Linked DNA regions of Homo sapiens: region 1 is linked to region 2. Evidence: chromatin contacts called from ENCODE Hi-C data. All regions are on one chromosome and are shown on one strand. Each heading gives the region's core, a stretch centred on a gene start or an enhancer-like site at or near the end of the contact. The rest is flanking DNA. Distances are from core to core; before and after follow the strand shown.

What was found. Hi-C counts contacts between places; a loop is a spot of excess contacts on that map. Pooled maps may share reads with other maps.
Region 1: a loop to region 2 is called in a map of heart right ventricle, with 3 times the contacts of the local background. The contact joins two enhancer-like sites. A Hi-C loop is called at or near these places in 2 of 168 maps with a recorded cell type or tissue (adrenal gland and heart right ventricle) and 3 of 50 pooled maps.

What each region holds. Positions count from the first base shown.
Region 1 is chr3:61,633,752-61,640,630 of GRCh38, reverse strand. The region is part of intron 1 of PTPRG (protein tyrosine phosphatase receptor type G); the gene reads right to left. LOC124909388 (a long non-coding RNA gene) reads right to left here. Exons shown (of 2, transcript XR_007095940.1): 2 at 5,798-6,879. Among named protein-coding and RNA genes, the nearest start is that of PTPRG, 76 kb to the right of the region's middle. Within about 2 kb of position 2,975, at least 16 of the 41 ENCODE cell types and tissues checked have a DNase peak (open chromatin) inside an H3K27ac peak, as active enhancers do; they include adrenal gland and heart right ventricle, where a contact is called at or near this core.
Region 2 is chr3:61,844,409-61,850,851 of GRCh38, reverse strand. All of the region lies in intron 2 of PTPRG (protein tyrosine phosphatase receptor type G), which reads right to left. Among named protein-coding and RNA genes, the nearest start is that of PTPRG, 290 kb to the right of the region's middle. Within about 2 kb of position 2,816, at least 22 of the 41 ENCODE cell types and tissues checked have a DNase peak (open chromatin) inside an H3K27ac peak, as active enhancers do; they include adrenal gland and heart right ventricle, where a contact is called at or near this core.

The sequences.
Region 1 (6,879 bases), core at 1,726-4,225, 210 kb after region 2:
GACAGCTCAGACCCTTGCTAGCCACAAGGCTTTTAAAACAGCTAACATCTTTCCTTTAAGACATTTGCTTCATCTGTTAAATGGGATAAGAGTACCTCCCTTTTGGGGTCTTACGGGGATTAAATATGGTAATGTGCAAAAAGCACCTGGTATAGAGCCTGATCCTTGGTTTATGTTCTACAAGTTGTGTTCATCAGGAGAAAGAAGAGGAGGAGGAGGAGGAGGATCAACACATATACACTGGAGAGAAAGCCCATTTTAGTGTTGGAAATGGCCCCAGGTGTATACCCCAGGACCTACTCTGATCTCTCCAGAGGGCGGCTTTCATTTTGGGAAAAGACTGATTGTTGTCTGTTCTTTGCCCATCAACTACATTTCTCCCTTAAGGATGCTATGAATTTTCATGTTCACATAAAGCACTCAATCAGGAAACCAAGCTGTCAATCATGGACAATGGGCAGGACTCTTAAGAGGGTAGATCAAGAAAGGAAAATATCTGGCTGGTAAGAGTTTAAAGCAAGAGGCAAAGCAGTGAAAGTCTCCAGTGGAATGCAAACCCAGTTAAAGAGAAACGTAGTGTCTGTAATGCTTTCAAAGGTATATACCACTCCATACTTAGTATGTGTTGAGTTTTTATTGAATGAAAAACAGAATAGGAAAAAGACAGGGACACCCACTTTCAACACTCCTATTCAATATAGTACTGAAAGTCCTAGCCAGAACAATCAGGTAAGAGAAAGAAAGAAAAGGCATCCAAATAGGAAAAGAAGTCAAACTATCTCTCTTCACTGATATGACTGTATAACTAGAAAACCCTAAAGACAAACGCTCCTGGAACTGATAAACAACTTCAGTATGAAGTTTCGAGATACAAAATTAATGTATAAAAACCAGTAGCATTTCTATAGACCAATAATGTTCAAGCTGACAGCCAAATCAAGAACGCAATCACATTTACAATAGCCACAAAAAAGAATAAAATACCTAGGAATACATCTAATCAAGCAGGTGAAAGATTGCTACAAGAAGTACGAAATACTGCTGAAAAAAATCACAAATGACACAAACAAATGGAAAAACCTCCCATGCTCATGGATTGGAAGAATCAATATCGTTAAAACAACCATATTGCCCAAAGCAATGTACAGATTTAACACTATTCCTATCAAACTACCAATATCATTTTTCACAAAATTAAAACAAAAACTATTCTAAAATTCATATGGAACCAAAAAAGATCCCGAATAGCCAAAGCAATCTTAAGCAAAAAGAACACAGTTAGATGCATCACATTACTTAATTTTAAACTATGCTATAAGGCTACAGTGACGAAAACAGCATGGTACTATTACAAAAACCAACACATACACCAATGGAACAGAATGGAGAACCCAGAAATAAAGCCATACATTGATAGCCATCTGATCTTCAACAAAGTCCACAAAAATAAACAATAGGGAAAGGATTATCTATTCAATTAATGATACTGGGATAACTGGCTAGCCATATGCAGCGGAATGAAAGTGAACACCTCCCTTTCACCACATATGAAAATTAAGATGGATTAAAGATTTAAATGTAAGATCAGGAACTATAAGAATCCTAGAAGAAAACCTAGGAAACACCATTATAAACATCAGCCTTGGAAAAGAATTTATGACTAAGTCCTCAAAAGCAATTGCAATAAAAACAAATACAGACAACTGGACCTAATTAAACTAAAGGGCTCTGCACAGCAAAAGAAAAATATCAGCAGAGTAAACAGACAACCTTCAGAATGGGAGACAATATTTGCAAATATGCATCTGACCAATATCTAATATCCAGAATCTATAAGGAATTTAAACAACTGAACAAGCAAAAAACAACCTTATTAAAAAGTAGGCATGGCAAGGCTGGGCACGGTGGCTCACGCCTGTAATCCCAGCACTTTGGGAGGTCAAGGCAGGCAGATCACTTGAGGCTAGGAGTTCAAGACTAGCCTGTTCAACATAGGGAAATCCCTCTACCCCAAAAAAAAAAAAAAAAAAAAAAAAAAACTAGCCAGGCATGGTGGTGTGTGCCTGTAGTCCCAGCTACTTGGGAAGATTTTTTTTTTCAATTCTATGATAATCTAAAAATAAAATATTCCCATTTATGAACAACAAGCCAGGCAAGAACCCTGATAACTGGCAATCAAAAGAGACTTGCATGTAAACCTTAGGTTTACCTTATGTTTGTTGGGTTTGGTACAATTCACAGGGTTCTTGCAAGGTGCTTTCCCCTTTGAAAAGGGGTCTACACATTACTTAAATGGAGAGATGCTGCTCTACAGCAAGGTCCTGAAATTCTGCTTAACATAACAGGAAAAAAAAAACTACATACAAATATTAAATATCCTTCTAGTGGGTGCTCTTAAATACTAAAAAGAAAAAAATCAGTGTCATTTCTATATCAGCATCTGAAGAGAATTAGCAAGAAGCCTTTTTGGTTTTTATAAGGCCACTTGGGAATACCTGCAAATAATAACTTTGTACCACGATTTGGAAAACAGCAGTTGAAGAGTTAACAAGTCTAAGGACAACAGACTCCTTTTTAAAAGATAACCAAGAATTTTTTTTGTAATTACGTCCTTAAAATTCCAAAAGTGAGTCACAGTTCCAAGTGATAAGTGGAATCCGATTATCATGCTAAGATTACACACAGTTCTCTTAACGAGATCCAGTCTGAATAAATAATAATTCACAGACATGAATGGTAAGATGGCTATGCTCATCTCTCAACATATCACTCACTTGGTCGGTGAGGTTCTCAAAGGGCTGGGCTGGGTTTGTAGGCAGGAGTTTCCTGGGCAGCAGAGTTTAAATGTGACTGATATCTCTGTTTCTGGTGCATGGCCAACAACGATAAACACACACACACAAATCCACAGTTGGCAACACTGGTGAGGACAGAGGCGTGGAAGCAATGCGACGCAACCCCGGTGGACTCCTAAGAAGTCTACAGTTCCCGCAGGTGTGTGCTCCGGCATCACAAACAACTTCGCTTCCGTCTGAAACTGAAACCTGAAGGGAACAAGCCTTGGAAGGAACAGAAAGCGTTCTGCTTGATCTGCACAGTCTCAGTTTTGACATTCAGAAAGCCACAGAAAGTTCTCTGGCCTCTGTTTTCATCCTTGAAATCCAGCCCTTACCAACATGCCCAGCACATGATGGTGTATTGTGGGGACTGCTTCACTCAGTCCTCTCAAAAACCTTATGAGGTTAAGTCCTTCTACTATCCGCATTATCCAGATGAGAAAATTACCCAAGTTAACCTTCAAGTCATTTGCCAAAGGTCATTCTGATAATAAGTGGGACAAGAGCCAGAATTCAAATTGTAGTCTGAGCTGCTGGATGTCACAACTAACTACCTGACCAGAGATAGGCAACTGACATGAATAATTCCATAATGCCAGGACATCTTAGTTCTGGTACAAACATAAGGATTTTTAGAATTGAAAATATTGCATATGAATATAAAAATGTGTTAGTCCGCCAACTCCACACAGAACAATGGCTAAGAGAAGACTCTCTTTCCTCCACAGCAATAAGCTATGTGGCAGAGAGGCCACACCACTCAGCAATCAGTATACTGATCACTGACATGGATGAGGACAGAGAATGGAGATTTAACCAATTGGCATAGTACCCAAGGTTGAAATGAACAAATCATATGATCAATCAAAGAATCAAAATTTCAAACTTCCAGCAAGGCGGAACCAGACTAATACCAACAGTATGAGATTTTACCAAGTAAAATACTACATGAGATTAATCAAAAAATCATCACAGTGCAGGAGCAGACAGAGCAGTGTTTCATACAAAAAAAAAGCATTTGAAACAAATGTTTAGATCAGCACTATTCATGATAGTCAAAAGTGGAAACTACCCAAATACCCATAAAGAAATGAGAGTATAAACAAAATGTGGTATATCCATAGAGTGGACTTTTATTTGTCCATAAAATAAATGAAGTATTGATACAACAAGGCTGGGCGTGGTGGCTCACGCCTGTAATCCCAGCACTTTGGGAAGCCAAGGCAGGCAGATCACTTGAGGCCGGGAGTTCGAGACCAGCCTGACCAACATGGTGAAACCCAGTCTCTACTAAAAATACAACAAAAAAAGTACTGATACAACAAGATAGATGAACCTTGAAAATATTTTGCTAAGTGAAAGAAGTCAGACACAAAAGGCCACCTATTAAATGAAATGTCCAGAATAGGCGAATTTATAAGATAGTAATTAGTAGATGCTTAGGGCTGGAGGTGTTTAACGAAAATAGGTAACTGCTAATGGGTATAAGGTTTCTTTCGGGTATAATAAAAATGTTCTAAAATAAGATCATTATACAACTCTTTGAATATATGCAAAATACTTTAAATGAGTAAACTGTATACTATATGAATTCTATCTCAATAAAGCTGTCACCAAAAGGGAAAAAAAGCAACTGGAGCATTTAGTTGTCTGTGTGTTTTCAGACAGCAATATACAGTACTTTAGACGATAGGAAAGCTAAACTGACCTTCAGGATAGCTCAAATTTAGGAAGAATTTATGCAAGAATGAAAAATGTTGTCACCATGAAGTGGTGAGCTCTCCAGTTATTAGAAGCATTCAAGCAGAGGCTATCTAACTGTTGGTCAAGAACACTACTAATTTCACAGATTCTTGGGATTTGGAAAATAAAACACACTATCAAAAAGATGTGTTTCCATTTAGGGCTGAGAGCTCTAAGGAACCATCTCTGAGATACCAAAACTCTAATATTTTTCATGGATGACATTTACGTGACTGAGGAATTAGTAAATAAATTAGAAAATGTTCAAGAGTACAAAATGTGGAGATAGGCTACCTGGAATCAAATCCATAGGCCATCTAAGCCTTAGGGAAGCAATCAGCCTAAGACTCAAGCTTTCTGTTTTGTAAAAAGAAGTCAACAATAATAATAGTATTAATAATATAGGCTAAGTGCAGTGGCTCACATGTGTAATCCCAGCACTTTGGGAGGCCAAAGCTTGAGCTCAAGAGTTTGAAACCAGCCTAGGTAACATGGTGAAACCCCACCTCTACAAAAAAATACAAAAATTAGCCAGGCGTGGTGGTGCATGCCTATAGTCCCAGCTACTCAGAAAGCTGAGATAGGAGGATCACTTGAACCTGGGAGGCCAAGGTTGCAGTGAGCTGAGATCATGCCGCTGCACTCCAACCTGGGTGATAAGAGTGAGACTCTGTCTCTAATAATAATTATTATTTATATATATAATATATATATAAATTAATACTTTATAGGGTAATTGGTAAAAACTAAACAGCATAATGATAAGGCCTTTCTCATAGCATTTCATTGGAACAAGATTTTTAGCAACTCCATGACAGCTTGATTTTCGCCAACTCATTTTATTGGATTTTATTTTAACATTAAGAATAGAAGTCCCATGCAACCAAATCATGCCTGTAATATGGCTGTTTGACAGGCTCCATCAAGTAGAAGTTAAGTCTTTATTGCATGCTCAGGAAGTCCATATGTGAATTTAACAAGGTCTCAGCTTTCCTTCAAACCTTGTCTATTACAAATACAGACTTTAGATATATTCTCACTTTGAGATCACTTACACTGTCGACTATTTGCAGGGCAAACGAATGCAATCAAACACTGAAGTGTCAAGGAGATTAGAGAACTGCCAAGGTCTGAACTATATCAACAGCTTGAAATCAGCTCACTCAACAGTGTTGTGACAGTATTACACTGGCAAAACAAACACAGCATATCAGATATGGCATCACATTCCAGCAGTTTATTTCTCAGACTTATAGAGAAACATCCCATCATTACAGTTGTTCCCAGAGGATAAGCACAGGCATTCTTCTCGGTTAACTCTGTAACAAATGCTTAGTGACCTCACAGGAGAAGAGGGGAAACTTTCAAACCTCTGCTGAGTGGTGGTCAAGAAGTTCTGTCCTGCTACCTGCTTTAAAAAGAACTGTAGCCTAAAAGTTTAGGTTTCCACAGAAAAAGCATTTGATAAAATCCAACACAACTTCATGGTTTAAAAAAAAAACACACACACACAGCCGGGCACGGTGGCTCACGCGCCTGTAATCCCAACACTTTCGGAGGTCAAAGTGGCAGATCGTGAGGTCAGGAGTTCGAGACCAGCCTGGCCAACATACTGAAACCCCGTCTCTACTAAAAATACAAAAAAATTAGCCGGGCGTGGTGGTAGGCACCTGTATCCCAGCTACTTGGGAGGCTGAGGCAAGAAGAATCGCTTGAACCTGGGAGGCGGAGGCTGCAGTGAGCCGAGATCGCACCACTGCACTCCAGCCCAGATGACAGTAGGAGACTCTGTCTCAAAAAACAGGCAGTTTGGTGGCTCACACCTGTAATCCTGGCACTTTGGGTATTTTTGCTTCAGTAAGAAATTAATGTATATAGATCATATGGCACACAGATCTCTTGAGGCCAGGCGTTCAAGAACAGCCTGGCCAATATGGCGAAACCCCATCTCTACTAAAAATAAAAAAAATTAGCCAGACATGGTGGCACACTGCTGTAATCCCAGCTACTTGGGAGACTGAGGCATGAGAATCGCTTCAACCCAGGAGGTGGAGGTTGCAGTGAGCTGAGATCACACCACTGCACTCCAGCCTGGGTGACAGACTGAGACCCTTTCATAAAAAGAACAAAACAGCAACACCAAAAAAAAAAAACCACTCGACAAACTAGGAATAACAGAGAACTTCCTCAACCTGAAAAAGGGTATCTATTAGAAACTCACAGCTAACATCATACTCAATAGTAAAAGACTATATATTTTTCCTCCTAAGATAAGGTACAAGATAAAGATGTCTGATCT
Region 2 (6,443 bases), core at 1,567-4,066:
GCTTTGCAAAAAGGATCTCTAAGATTTGCTTTAAGATGGTGCTCTCATTTTTGCATGTCTATTAAAATTTTAAATGGGTCTACCACAAACTGCAGCGTATGTGTACAAGGATGCACGAAGACAGATGTTGGTAAACTACCATCTTAATGTCAATAAAAATATAAACAATATAAACATCTAGTAAAGGAGAAGCAAATAAATAACTATAAAATAGCCACAATGTGAAAATACTGTCCAACAGTTTAAAACAGGAAGTATATACAAATTGAAGAAGATTAACATAAACAAGGTACAAATAGGACACATTTTTTAAAAGTATGAAATTCATATACACACATACACACAAAAACATATATGTCATACCTTCTATGTTTAAAAATATAAGAACAAGGATTGGGCACAGCGGCTCACGCCTGTAATCCCAGCACTTTGGGAGGCCAAGGTGGATCACCTGAGGTCAGGAGTTCACGACCAGCCTGGCCAACATGCGGAAACCCCACCTCTACTAAAAAATACAAAAATCAGCTGGGTGTGGTGGTGGGTGCCTGTAATCCCAGCTACTCGGGAGGCTGAGGCAGGGAGAATCGCTTGAACCCAGGAGGCGGGGGTTGCAGTGAGCCAAGATTGCACCATTGCACTCCAGCAGGGGTGAAAGAGCAAGACTCGGTTTCAAAAATAAAAAATAAAAATAAATAAATAAAAGAACAGGATATTAAATATTTCCTAAGAAAATATAAACATACATACACGTTAAAAGCAAACTAGTAGTATATGCACAAAACTAGTGCTAGCTTTTATTTGAGAAGAAGGGGAGAAGGGTCTGGGGTTAGGAAACAAGGAAATGAGGTTTGTATGAAACATTTCAACTTTTCGCCCAGAGAAAATAACTATGTATTGCTTAGAATAATTAAAAATCAATCATAAAAATAAAGTAGCCTTAAAAATTTAGTCCAACTCCTCTTAAGTCAACTCAGCTATCAGGACTTCGCAGAAACAGACCTAAAATAAAAGGAGTTTCAGCAGTTATGGAACGATGGCTCCCAGCAAAGTCTGTAGTTAAGCACCCCAGTCCTTCCGGACCTGCTATGGGTATACGCAGGATTTGTTCTATGTGTAGCTGTAGCTACTCCTCTGGATTTGTTCTATGTGTAGTTGTTGCTACTCCTCTGTAGCAAAGAAAAGAAAAATACAATGTCTCAGTGCATTTATCTTTTGATGACTGTGTGGGCTTCCCTCACACTGCATCATCACCTATTTCATTAAGTTCATCACATTCTCTCACTAATTAACCTTTAGCAGCACCTGGGCTTCAGTCAGCGAGCGTAAATCTCATTCCCATAACTTAGGGTGCGAGACTCTGTTTTATTTCAAATCCATCTTTCAGGGAGAGCTTTCAAATACGTTGAATCCTATAGCACTCTTTTTCATCACCTACACATATCTTTTCACCGCATTTCCAGTTTATAAAATAAAACCCTGTAAAATTATTCATGAAATTTCCCATGCTGCAGGTTCCCATAATCTATTCAGGTAAGAAATGCAAAAAACAAACCATCCACCATTATGTTGATTTGAAAGCATTAATTGTGGCCATGGTTTTATGAAGAATGTTATCTATTTCCATCCTGTACAAATTTAGGAGAAACTGTGGTTTCCTGTTCCAGGGTGTTGTCCAAAAATGACTCCACAGAAGTCTGCAAAAATAATCTTTGACGTTTTGTTTCAAGAGGAATACTTGGAGTGTTTCCCACTGAGAGAGGAAATGGGTTTGTCCCAACTGCAAAAGGCCCAGTGTACTCCAAAGACTGCAAGAACAAACGCAATTTAGGTTTGAACAATGTTTAATGAAATCATTATTTCACAAACACTCCGGGAAGGAACTTTTGCTGTGATATCAAACTGTTCTCCAGCCAGATGGCCTGACTTCCCTGAACTTCAGTTTCCTCAACTATAATGTGAAGATGAATTGAATTACCTGCCTCTTTATGAGATTTATTGTAAGGAATAAAACAAGTGCATTGTGCTTGGCAGAGTGCCTGACACATAGTAGGAGCACAGTACAGGTATTTTACACATGTATACATGTGTGTGGGTGTGTCTTCTCCTTTAATAAAGCATTAGATTGAGCATAAAGACGACTCAAGATATAGTATACTGAGCAATTTAGGGAAGAGCAAGTCTTTATATTCCATGTTCATTATAGGAACAACCTGGTTTAACAAAACGCATAATGAATAAAAATAGTCTGAAATAATTCTAATATGAAAAGATAAAATACATTTGCAAGACCTGATGAGTTGCTATAAGATATATTAAGATACTCTAAAGTATAACTCCACTTTGGAAAAGAACAGCCTTAACTTGGAAAAGATAAAAAATGCAAATGTTCCTTCAGCATTTTCCTTTAATTCTGACTCACTGAATGTGAAGTTTGCCAACAGAGGATTTCAGGGCCAAAATGGGCTGCTCAGAGGTCAGGCACACAAAGTGCTTTCCCTTGACCAAAGATCATACAGAGCCTGCCTAGGGCAAAGACTGCAGCAAGGCTGTGACTTCAGCCCCACCCAGCAGTCACAACCACGCGTGAAGGTGGGGGCATGGCGAGAGAGAGTGCAAACATGGAGGGAGGTTTTCACCTCTACCCCAAGCCTAAGAGGCTTTTCACTGCCAGTCCTGTAGCATGAGGCACTCCAGGACATGCACTTCAGCCAATGCAAAGTGTGCATGAGAATTGCCTACGTCCTCAGCCACAGCTCAAAACCAGGAAAGGCTCCAGGTTCCCTAACACTCATCAACTAGAGTAACAAACCCTTCATCTGCATAAGTATTTACAGCTCATGGCAGGGGACAAGGCGTCTCTGCAAATACTTTCATAAAGTCTGAGGAAGAAGACAAGGGGAAAAGCAAGCTGGATCCAAAGGGAAGCTCTCTATATAGAATGCAATTATGTAAGAGTTTAACAGTGGAAGCAGAATCAGAAATTCGTCCGTCACAGGACAGAAGGCTGTCTTAAGCCTCTGTCTGCATCTCTTCCAGAACAGGAAGTCTCTGTGAATATCTGGACATGTTGACCAGCCCAACTTTAAGGCAGAGATTTTTTTTTTCAAAGATCATTTATTTGTTTTGTTCTGGATTTCCAGACAAAGAACATGCTTCATACAATCATTTGAACCTCTTCTATCTTCTTGGCTTGAGTTTTTGGAGCAATGAGCAACCTGGAATCCCCGAAGGAGGGAGGTCTATTAGAATTTTCTGCAGTGATAGCCATGTTCAGTGTCCTCGCTGTCCAAGATGGTAGCCACACTGGCTCCTGAGCCCTCAAAATACAGCCGGTGAGACTGAGTGCATGAGTGTCCTGGGGTGCTAATAACAACACACCACAAACTGGGTGCCTAAAACAACAGTTGTTGTCTCACAGCTCTGGAGGGCAGAAGTCCAAGATCAAGGTGTCAGCAGCACTGGGCCCTTCTCAGAGCCATGAGGGGAAGATCTACTCCATGCCCCTCTTGAAGTTTCCCGTGGGCTGATGGCAATCTTCGGGGGGTTCCTTGGCCAGTAGATGCCTTGCCCTGATCCATGCCTTAACATTTGTGTGGTGTTCTCCCCGTGTGCTTGTATCTCCATCCAAATTTCCCATTTACATAAGGACACCTGTTATACTGGATTAGGTGCCCATTCTACTCCCGTATGGCATCATCTTAACTCATTATATCTGTAGCAACCTTATTTCCAAAGAAGGTCACTTTCTGAAGTACTAGGGGTTAGGAATTCAACATATGACTGGGGGAAAGGGGAAACAACTCCACTCCAAACACCGAAGAATTGAATTTTTAATTTTATTTTTCCATCTATTTGAATGTGAATAGCCACATGTGGCTAGTGGTTACTGTACTAGACAGCACAGTCGCAAAATATTGTCCCTCTCTCTCTATTTTTTGAGACAGGGTCTAGCTCTGATACCCAGACTGGAGTGCAGTGGTGCCATCTTAGCTCACTGCAACCTCCACCTCCTGGACTCAAGCAATCCTCCAACCTCAGCTTCCTAAGTAGCTGGGACTATAGGCATGTGCCACCACACCTGGCTAATTTTTCTATTTTTAGTAGAGACGGGGTTTTGCCATGTTACCCAGGTTGGTCTTGAGCTCCTGGGCTCAAGTGATCTGTCTACTTCAACCTCCCAAGTGCTGGGATTACAAGCATGAGCCACCACGCCCAATAAAAATATTGTCTCTCTTTCACTGTGCTTTTACCAAGAGCTTGCTGTGTTCTAGGTACTGTGGCAAGCTCTATGCATAGAAGGCACTGGTGCCACCAGTTACCCAAGGAGGAAGCCCAAGTTCAGAGAAGGTAAATAAGGTACTTTATTCAAGGTCAATGAGCCTCAGAGTCAGGAAGGGAATCCAGATGGGTGTTTTTTTTGACTCTGAAGCCTGTTTCTTGAGCTGCCCCAGTGGCTGTTTCCTTTACAATTTAAATAAGAAACCACCCTAGGACCTGCAACCGTCACATGGATGACTACATTCCTAGCTGCTTCTTATAGGAAGACAATTCATCACTCGGATATTAATTGCTATTGTACGAATTAATTACTTGCTATTGTAGCTTTAAGCCTTAACAATGTAACAATAATTGTCTCTTTTAAATTACAGGTATAAATAATAAAATACAGCAAATCAAATATTTCGAGCATTTATCAGAGATTAGACACCGTAGTGAGTGCTTTAGGCAGATCTTCTTTAATCTTCACAATAATTACTATTATTATCCCTATTTAATGGATGAGCAAGCTGAGGCTTTCAAAGGTTAAGCACTTTGCTCAAGGTGACAGCGCAAATTAATGTTACATCTGGAACCCAAATTCACATCCCAAACTGGGACCCTCCCTCAGTCTTCTGCACCCACTAAAAAACCTTGACAGTTCATTTCACCAAGCACCTATCAGGTATTTGGCAGGTGCCTTTTAAATCACTAATACTTTAAAAACACAAAAGAATAGGAAACAACCTCCACTCACAAAATGCTGGGATTTCAAAACTGTCTCCCTGAACCTCTGACATTTGATTTCGTACAACTTATTAATATACATGCTTATGGACCAAAAATAATGGAAAATACATTATAAGACATGAAATATTTCACAGTCTCCGAAGTGATTCACCTTGCAAAGCAGCCACCCCGTGTAACAGAGAACCAAAGAGAGCTTCCTTTTTTCATCTTCCACAATATACACCTTTACAGAGAGAATACTCCTTGAAGACATTTCTGGTGAGAGGTTTAACTCAAGTAATAGCTTTGCATGAGAGTTTAAGGATGAAGTATGTGATTTTAAAAACAGCATCATGGGTTTTCAAGGGGAAAATGGAAATGTTATTTCAAGTCCCGGGATAATAGGATCAATAGACATCTTCCCAGTGGAAACATTTGCCTTTGGCTGCCTAAAGCAACAGTCTCTGCTGTTTGCCTCAAGAGGCCACCCCACGGTTTAATTGTCCTCACTGTTAAGTTATTTGTCCTCATCTATAACCTAAAATTATTTGTTAAATTTCAACACGGTAACCACAAGCTGCTCTCCCATCACCTCCCTCAGTTTTCTGCACCCATTAAAAACCTTGACAGTTCATTCACCAAGCACCTACCAGGTATTTGGCAGGTGCCTTTTAAATCACTAATACTTTAAAAACACAAAAGAAGAACATGAAACAACTCCACTCATAAAATGCTTAAGGTAGGTTGCTGGGGAAAGTGTGACAAACCCAAAAGAAAGAGAATGACAAAATGAATGAATCAATTTTCCCTTTATTGATAAACAACCACGTAAGAACTGAATATTTAGCACGTATGTGCCAAGCACTGTAATAAGATTAGAAACAACAAATAAGGCAGATATAGCCTTGCCCTAGTTTATATAGTTAAAAAACCTTTCAACTATTGCCAGTTATTTGATGTAGGTATCCCTATTACTATCTAACCATTCAATGTCCCTTTAAAGTCTGATGAAATTGTTCTAGAAACTAGGGTTGCCAGATTTAGCAAATAATATACAGATGCTGGCCAGGTGTGGTGGCTCATGCCTGTAATCCCAGCACTTTAGGAGACCAAGGCGGTAGGACTGCTTGAGGCCAGGAGTTCGAGACCACCCTGTTCAATATAGCAAGATACGCATCTCTACCAAACAGGGGGAAAAAAAAAAAAAGCCAGATGTGGCGGCGTACACCTATAGTCCCATCAACTTGGGAGGATTACTTGAGCCCATGAGTTCAAGGCTACACTAAGCTATGATCACATGACTGTACTCCAGCCTGAGTGACAGGGCGAGACTCTCCCTCTTAAAAACACAGTAACAACAACAACAAAAACAGATGCCCACTTAAATTTGAATTTCTGATACAGGACAAATAACTTTTAGGATAAGTATGTCACAAATATTGAATGGGATTTACTTA